Linked DNA regions of Homo sapiens: all the other regions are linked to region 2. The links are chromatin contacts, found by Hi-C or POLR2A ChIA-PET in ENCODE. All regions are on one chromosome and are shown on one strand. Each heading gives the region's core, a stretch centred on a gene start or an enhancer-like site at or near the end of the contact. The rest is flanking DNA. Distances are from core to core; before and after follow the strand shown.

Evidence for each region. A loop is a pair of places that touch in the nucleus more often than their neighbours do. ChIA-PET counts read pairs that join two places held with the same protein, here RNA polymerase II (POLR2A). Pooled maps may share reads with other maps.
Region 1: a loop to region 2 is called in a pooled map, with 20 times the contacts of the local background. The contact joins the promoter of PARD6G here to the promoter of TXNL4A in region 2. A Hi-C loop is called at or near these places in 1 of 37 single-sample maps with no recorded cell type and 10 of 50 pooled maps. POLR2A ChIA-PET finds 5 or more read pairs at or near these places in 1 of 52 experiments (MCF 10A).
Region 3: a loop to region 2 is called in a map with no recorded cell type, with 5 times the contacts of the local background. The contact joins the enhancer-like site here to the promoter of TXNL4A in region 2. A Hi-C loop is called at or near these places in 2 of 168 maps with a recorded cell type or tissue (both naive thymus-derived CD4-positive, alpha-beta T cell), 2 of 37 single-sample maps with no recorded cell type and 10 of 50 pooled maps. POLR2A ChIA-PET finds 5 or more read pairs at or near these places in 3 of 52 experiments (activated B cell, activated CD8-positive, alpha-beta memory T cell and activated naive CD4-positive, alpha-beta T cell).

The regions. Positions count from the first base shown.
Region 1 is chr18:80,246,209-80,248,908 of GRCh38, reverse strand. It overlaps PARD6G (par-6 family cell polarity regulator gamma), which reads left to right and starts at 1,395. Exons shown (of 3, transcript NM_032510.4): 1 at 1,395-1,632. The coding sequence starts at 1,561. RefSeq lists a silencer at 1,170-1,229 and an enhancer at 2,256-2,700.
Region 2 is chr18:79,987,139-79,990,139 of GRCh38, reverse strand. It overlaps TXNL4A (thioredoxin like 4A), which reads left to right and starts at 1,577. Exons shown (of 3, transcript NM_006701.5): 1 at 1,577-1,900. The coding sequence starts at 1,748. RefSeq lists silencers at 1,195-1,484, 1,525-1,764.
Region 3 is chr18:79,526,317-79,529,180 of GRCh38, reverse strand. NFATC1 (nuclear factor of activated T cells 1) reads right to left here. Exons shown (of 10, transcript NM_001278669.2): 10 at 1-1,653. The coding sequence ends at 1,604. Among named protein-coding and RNA genes, the nearest start is that of NFATC1, 130 kb to the right of the region's middle. Within about 2 kb of position 1,345, at least 2 of the 41 ENCODE cell types and tissues checked have a DNase peak (open chromatin) inside an H3K27ac peak, as active enhancers do.

The DNA of each region.
Region 1 (2,700 bases), core at 146-2,645, 260 kb before region 2:
TTACAAAAAACAAAAATAAAAATAAAATTAGTCTGTGTGGTGGCACAAATCTGTGGTCCTCAAGAGGCTGAGGTGGAAGGATTGCTTGAGCCAAGGAGTTTGAGGCTGCAGTGAGCTGTGATTATGGCATTGCACTACAACATGGGCGACATAGCAAGATCCTGTTTTTAGAAGAAGAAAAAGTTCATTATATAGCACAAGGTGAAAAGTGCAAGTTGTAAAACGAGATAAACAGCATGGTCACAACTTTGTAAAATATACAAATATATATGCAGAAAAATAAGTGAAAATAAAATACACCAAAGGTTAATACAGTTGATTGCTGAGTAGCATGACTACAGGTAATTTTTACAGGTTTTTTCACTTCTTTATATTCTGCAGGTTTCTTTTGCAATGAATGTATGGTGAGATTTATAATTATATGGCTTGTAGATTACAATTCATAGTATACTTCAAAATGATTTTTTAAAAACTGTCTTGTCTTCTGAACTTCATCACAAATTCCTCAAGGGCAAGGATTGTATCTTTGGTTTCAGCAAGCCCGTTTCAGAGGCCTCTTGATTGGTAAATATTCATTGATGCTGCTAGTAATTGATTCTTTGTCTTAACAGGTTCTCTTTTTCTAGCTGCCTTAGAAAAAGTCTCCTTTCGCATCAGGCAGGTGCTTCTGATCCTCTCCCTAGAGATAGGCTATCTAATAAAGCCCTCTAAGCCTTTATTTTTATTTTTTATTTTTTGAGACGGAGTCTCGCTCTGCCTCCCGGGCTGGAGTACAGTGATGCGATCTCGGCTCACTGCAGCCTCCGCCTCCCGGGTTCAAGCGATTCTCCTGTCTCAGCCTCCCCATTAGCTGGGATTACAGGCACCCCCCCCACCACACCCGGCTAATTTTGTATTTTTAGTAGAGATAGTGTTTCACCGTATTGGCCAGGCTGCTCTAAGCCTATTTGATAAAACCCTTCTCCCAGGCCATCAGCAACTTGACAATTAGTACTGACAGGTGATGCCTTTTGGGATCAGGTCTCCAGTGGTTCTCGTTAGCATTCTTCACTTGAATATTACCCAAAACAATGGCAAAAATCAACCCCTATCCTAGGTTGCTCGGTGGAGGCAATCAAAACGAGACGCCTTGGGCTGGCCGCGATGCTCCTTTCCCCAGGCTCTGGGATTGTGGACAGGAGGGCGCGCACCCACTGGCGATCCGACGCGGAGCTGCAGCGTGGGGGCGTGGTGTGGCGGGTCCTCCGGAGCGCGGGGCGGGGCTGTGGGCGGGGATATGGGCGGGTCCTCCGGGGCTCGGGGGCGGGGCGGGGCGCGGGCGCGGGCGCCGGGAGGTGGGGCGGCGCGCGCCGGCGTCCCCCGCGCTCCTCCCGCGCGCGGCCCCTGGAGTCCCTGAGGCGCGCGGCCAGCCCAGCTCGGGCCCGCAGCACCGGGAGCAGCCCGCCGGCCAAGCGAGCGCGGGCCGGGGCCGGGGCCGGGGCCTGGGGGCGCCGCCCCCGGGAGTCTTTCTGCGGCCCCTGAGGAGCGAGGGCGACGGCGAGGCTGACCGGGGCCGAAACCATGAACCGAAGTTTTCACAAGTCTCAGACCTTGCGATTCTACGATTGCAGCGCAGTGGAAGTCAAGAGCAAGGTAAGCCCCCCGCCCGCCCCGGCGGCCCTGCGCCCAGTCTCCTGGCTAATGAATGGGGCGCCCCGCGGAGGGGGACTGGGGCGGCGTGGAGGCGACAGGCGCCGGCGACAACTTTCCAGTTCGGGCGCCGCGCGCCGCTCCGCGGGACGCGCACTGGGGACCCCGGCCGTCCTTCCCGCCCCCCGCGCGGACACAAAGCCCGGCAGCCGCGGCGCTCAGAGGGCCGAGGGCCATCGGACAGTCCGGGCAGACTCTGGACCCGCTCCGCGGGAGCTGCTCTTTTGTTCCACGAGTGAGAGGCGATCGGGGCGCGCCACACATTGGAGGGGAGGGCGGCCTTTCCGGGGCGAGTTGAGGGCCAGGGGCTGCTCGGATTCGGGGCCGTGGGGGGGCTCTGGGGGCCCGGGCCGTGGGATGGCCCTGGCCAAGGCGCCTTCAAGGCTGCAAAGGAGGCTTGTTACCTGCCAGGAGGAGACTTGCCGCCGGCTCCGAGCCCGGCGTCCCCCACCCGCTCGGTACCAAACATCTAGGCACCAGGCGCGCTCCCCCGCGCAGACCCAGAGCACGCACCCGGCTCTCCCCCGGCCCAGACCCAGACCACGCCTCCCCGGGCGCGTCCCCGGGCCAGACACCCCACCCCACCCCCACGGGCGCGCCCCCACCCCAGACTCCCCCACCTCCGGACGCGCCCCCGCCCCAGACCCAGCCCACTCCCCCGGGCGCGCCCCCGGCTCAGACCCAGACCCCTCCCGAGCGCGCCCCCGGATCAGACCCGTACCCAGACCACCCCCACGGGCGTGCCCGGCCCCTCCCGCTGCCTGCGCCCGGGCGGAGCGTGCCCGAACTTGCGGGTCGCGATGCGCGTCTGGGTAATTGGCTGGTAGGATCTGGCGCTTCTGCCCTTTGCGGGGGTGGTTCCTTCGCCGCAGATGCTATTGTTTGTGAGGGTCTCCTTGGTGGACCCCGCGGGCTGAGGAGGTGCTGCAGTTGTTCGGGGTCCTGCGGGAGGGGGCCCCTCGAGTCTTTCGCTGGCTACTCTCTGGGAGTTGAGCGGCCCTTTCGCCCTTT
Region 2 (3,001 bases), core at 328-2,827:
TATGGTGCTGTGTCCCAGAGGAAACCAAACATGGAACCCATTTCAATCCCCATGCCAGCAGGCTCTTCAGACTGTAGTTCTCACCATGCCACAGCCCATCTGAGAGACACCACAGCATCTGCATAGTGATTTGTTGTTGTTTTTGAGATGGAGTCTCACTCTGTCACCCAGGCTGGAGTGAAGTGGTGCGATCTCAGCTCACTGCAACCTCCACCCCCTGGGTTCAAGCGATTCTCCTGCCTCAGCCTCCCTAGTAGCTGGGATTATAGGCGGGCGCCACCATGCCCGGGTAATTTTTTGTATTTTTAGTAGAGACGGGGTTTCACCATGTTGGCCAGACTGGTCTTGAACTCCCGACCATAGGCGATCCGCCGGCCTCGGCCTCCCAAAGTGCTGGGATTACAGGCGTGAGCCACCGCGCCCGGGCGTGATTTGTTTTAAATTTGTCATCTAAAGGACCACCAGGATAGCTAGATAGTAGACAAGAGTTTTACTATCAATATCAGTTTGCAAACCAGGGAGTCTCCAGCATGAACCCAAAGTGCTCTCTCAGAAGAACAGAGGTTAGAGGTTTTATTTTAAAAAGAGAAATATTAACTTATTTCTCTTTGAGAAAGTTCACTGGCACTAGTAAGGGTTTGGGGAGCTCTGACTGGTGAGCGAAGCCAGGGGGCCAGATCAGTCCTGGAGGTGGAAGTTATGCTGAAGCTATGGAATAAAACTGGCTTTAGGTCGGGCGCGGTGGCTTCTTCCTGTAATTTCAGCGCTTTGGGAGGCCGAGGCGGGCAGATCACTTGAGGTCAGGAGTTCAAGACCAGCCTGGCCAACATGGTTAAACCCCGTCTCTACTAAGTACAAAAAAACACTAGCCGGGCTGGCGCCTTGTAGTCCCAGCTTATGGGGAGGCGGAGGCAGGAGAAGCGCTTGACCCCGGGAGGCGGAGGCTGCAGTGGGCCAAGATCACGTCACTGCACGTCTCAAAAAAAAATTTTTTTTCTTTATAAAAAGACAAATTAAAAAACCTGGTTTCAGGTTACAACAGGCAGCTCAGCAGCCGGCCTGATGGTGACATTCCTCAAGGACGGCCTGCCCAGTGCTTCCTCCCTACCCCGCTGCTCGACTCTGCTGTGGTTGGGTATGGCAACAACGACACATTTTTATGATCAAGTTTCACAAATGACACACATGAACTGTCTTAGTAACACACAGAAACAAGCACCAGAAAGGAAGAAAACGAGCCGCAGTGCCGGGCATTCCGGGCCTTTCTGGACGTCCCCATCCGTGGCTGGAGGACAGCCCGGGCGGCGGCGGGCGGCCTCGGGGCGGGAGCGTGGGGGCAGGGCACGGCGAGCCCGGGGCTTCTCAGGACCACCAGGCCGCCTGGACGCTGGGGAGGAACCCCCACTCCGACAGCTGCTATGACGGAACCAACGGCGCTCCACGGTGCCCAGGTCGCCGCCGCTCCACCCGGCCAACTACACGTTCGCGCGGCGCCTATACGCACATGCCGTCAGCACGCACGGCGCTAGCGCGCGCGCATGCCGTCAGCACGCACGGCGTCGGTGCGTGCGCGCCCAGACGTTCTGCCGGGTGGCAGTCCCAGCGGAGTTTGCGTGTGCGGGCGGGACCGGATTTCGTCCGTGGGCCCGGGGGCGGCGGGGGCCGGGGAGTGAGGGGCCGGCTGAGCCCACCTCGCTGGGCCCTCCCTGGCGCCCCGCCTTGGGCGGCGGCGAGCGCGCGGGCCGCCATGTCGTACATGCTCCCGCACCTGCACAACGGCTGGCAGGTGGACCAGGCCATCCTCTCGGAGGAGGACCGCGTGGTCGTCATCCGCTTCGGCCACGACTGGGATCCTACGTGCATGAAGATGGACGAGGTCCTGTACAGCATCGCCGAGAAGGTAGCGCGCCGGACTCTCCCGCTCTGCGGGCTGTGCTTCCGCATCTGCCCCGCGCCTCTGCCCTGCCGGCGTCGCCTGGGGGCGCGAGCTGTTCCCCGAGGAGGGGCCGCGGCTCCGTCGTTCAGGCGATTCCTCCCCTCGCTGCGGTCGAGCGCTCTCGGGGACTGTGCCGGCGTTTCACGCCTTTTTCTGCGGGGAGCTCTTGTAGTTTTTCATATTTTAAAGGGTTTATGATCCCCCTCCTCTCAAATGAATTAATTATTTCTGTTGATAAGGCGTTTTTCCCAAACTTATAGTTCAGTGAACAAAATGCACTTGCAGGTTTTATTGAGAGCGCGGATCCTTAATTTAAAAGGACGTCTTTTTTTGGTACCTGAGTTATTCGTTGTATGCATAAAGCAGGACTTTCATGTTCATAGCATGAGAAATCCTGCTTTTCTGTGGGTGTGTTTTTTTATCCCACCACGCTTTTTGTGAGTCATGTGGTTTACAGCTTACAGTGATTGAGGTGCAGTAAACATCAGGAGAAAATAGAAATATGCTTTGTTAGAATTAGTTCTCTGAATTTCTAATATTAGTACACTGAGTGGTCTTGGCATTTACTTGCTGACAATAAAAGTTGTAGGACACTATTTTATAACCAGATTTCATTCTTTTTCTGTGGTTCCTCATAGCAATTTTAGGATGACTTTTATTGAGGTTTTGCAGCTGTAGCAATAGGGCAAAGGGCACAAATACTAGGGTGTTAATAAAATATTTGCCATATTAATTTTCCATAAGTAATTTGAGAGGTTATTCCTTTTAATGAAGAGTAAAAGTAACATTGAAGCTATCTTTTCTTTCACAGATGCTAAAAAGTAGGCCTGGGTTAAAATAACTCCTTTGAGTAAAGAGTAACAGATGTAAGGACATATTTTATATTCAGGAAAGGAAAGACTATCTGGCCTGCCATTTATTAATTTTTGCTATTTCTTATTTAGTAGGAGAGGCATGAAGTTAGGAACTGTTGTTATATTTTAGTTATTACAAGACTCCCTTGGAGTGCTTACTAGAATGCATCTGTGATTCTGATTCTATGGGTATGGGGTGAAGTCCAGCAAT
Region 3 (2,864 bases), core at 96-2,595, 460 kb after region 2:
CCGCAGGTGGGACGCGGCCACACGTCTTCACGGTTACGTGCAGACCGACGGGATGGCCTTCAGGTTGTTTCTTTCCGTGAGTGAGACACAAGAGACGCGATTGTGCCGGAGCGCACGGTACAGGCCGTTCCTTCTGCGGGAGCCCTTTCTCCATCAGCGACGTTCTGTTCAGTGACTTCACAGCCGGAGCCTCCACCCGCAGGTGCAATTCAGGCAGGTTCCATAAGGGGGCATTAATTCCTAAGGCACGAGTTCAGGTCAACCGTGTTTCAATGAATAAACCATGCTTTTTGGTTATATGGAACAATAGATCGCTGTGAGTAATCATACGTAATAAGCAACTAATTGTACAGAGTGCCCAGCAAGGCCTACACAAACCTACCTGTTAACAGTAACTCATCTGAAAACACACAACGCAGGGCTGAGCATTAAAGTGGCGTTTTTGGTATTGGTTTTCTTAGATGAAGCAGAGAGTGGTAAGGCTTCTGTGAAACAATCATCTTATAACTGAACAAATATATTACACTTAGGTTGCATGTTATTTACAATCACTTTCTAATGTTGCCGTCTGGTAACCTACAGCTACTGTCAATCACAGCTCCTGGCTTTCTAGGGTCCTCCTCGAACTGCGTGAGACGAGAAAATGCACGGCCGTCCGAGGCGGCGATGGACGCCAGCAAGAGCAGCGACTGGAGCCCCAGACGCAGGTTCCAAAACGGATGCCGGTTATTGCTGACAGGGAAGCCCTCCTGGGCGAGGACACGTCGGCTCTGTTATTATTTATACATAAATAGATGCCTAGATATGTACACACATGCAAATGCAGGCTATCCTGTAACAGGTTTTTCTGCTTTTGTCCAGTAACCTATTGATGTGCTATTCAAGTTACTTGTGCTATGTTCGAAGCCAGATTAAAAACAAAGATGCGAGCATGCGACTATGAACAAGCCTACGGTTTCAACCGCGCAGACAAGGGAAGCATGTTACAAAAGAGCTGAGATGACAGACTGGAAGATTCTAAAATGCACTGTGTAAGGCAGCAGGAGTGTACGTGACAGCCCAGGAAACGTTCCAAATGTTGGAGACTCATACTAGAGTCCTCTCGCAGCCTTCCAGCGTTCTCTTCATTCATACAGAGGGTAAAACCTCACAATGAAATGTGTTTGCAGTTTCTGCTCCTAAAAATACTCCTACAGTAGCAAATTCAATGCTCAATTCTATGATGCCCTGATGGTCTGGTTAAATAAGGCACTTCCAGTATTGAACCCCAGGGGTGCCAGAAGGGCTGGGCGTGGGGTCAAACTGCGTGTGGGCCGTTCCCATGAAAGGCCCCTGCACGGTGGGTCTCCCGTGCTCAGCCCGGCCACCTCCCTTCTGTTGTCATGAGATGACTTCTCCTCCAGGTGACACAGTGGTCTCCCTTCCTCCCTGCTTTCCTTCTTGTTGGAGAGCCAATCTTTGCACATATTAATGTTCAGCTCCTGGCATTCAGTCAGTTGGAGGTTCTGAGTGGTACCAGGTGTGAGTTCAGTTTATTTATTCAAAAGTCTTTGTCTGCTGAAGTCAGCATACCCCTGCTGAACTGAGTGCTCCAATGTGGCAACTAGGAGTGGGTGCTCGTGCTGGAGAGGTCATTTCGTATTATTTCATTTACTGTAAGAAAAGAAAAATTGAGAAAGTATTAGAGAAATACCATAAACATCAAAGCAACGCCCCCAGCCCTGCTTCTCCATCAGTGACGCTCACGCCTGTGACAAGGCATCTCCCCAGGAACCCACATTTCCTCCTCGGTCCCACCCTGGTCCATGAGTGTCGTGAGCCAGTGCCTGGCTGCCTCGGCAGAGAGCTGGGGTCGCCAGAGTGACCGCCCTCGTCCGTAGCACGGTACCAGCACGTCTCTGACGGCCAAAGTGCAGGTGCCAGGTGCCGGCCGCGATGCTGGGAAGATGCTGTGGCTGTCTCTCCACGAACCAAGCGACCCACAGGTCCACACCAGCACTTCTGTGGTGTCAGCACCAGTGTCGCCTGAGCCTCCCTCTCAGGCTCTTCCTGATTTTTATTTCCCTTTGGATGGCAGAGTCCCTGAGTCCCCCACAGGCCAGTGACGTTCCCCGTCACCTGTGACTTCTGGCAGACGCAGAGGAAACGAGCGGCACTGTTAGGGCCTTTGTGAGCTGCATGCATCCCCGCCCCACCCACCTCCTGCTGTGGCCGCCCTGATGGGCGCTGAGATAGGGGATGTGCCACCAGCACTGTCGCCACGTCCCATCTCCCTCCCAGGTTCTGGTGGGGCGTGCGCTGACGTCACGGAACTGCCCGGGCTTCCCTCTGCCATGGGCTGGAGCGCCCAGAGCCCAGATAAGCCCCACGTGTTTCTGCAAAGGCCCCGGCCTGTCTCAGGGCGGCTTCCTGGAGCAATTAGTAGTGTGCATTTCATCACCCCACTCCCTTCCCCAAATTCCCTTTCAACAACCCCCGACTATTTTTAAGAATAACAATAATAAAACACAGATGGAGAACCAGGAATTGTGTCATGGGAACTGATAACAGGACACACTGGCACTGAGCTCCAGGAGGAACCCTGGCTGCAAACACACACCCGAGGCTGGCTCGCCCAAGGCTCTGCGGGGCCAGAGACCCAGGCAAGCAAAGGTGCCCCACATGCCCGGCCCCGCCAGCAGCACCTCCTGACATGGCGCCCACAGAAGGTCCCGACTCTGTCCCGTGTGGGAGCTCAGCCTCTGTAAAGACACAGGCACGCGTGGGCTCCCCGCAGGCCCTGCTCAGAGCCACGCTGATCCTGGGCCCTGCCCAAGACGGGACCTGGCACTCAGCCACAGGACGCAGAGCCAGGCTCTCTGCAG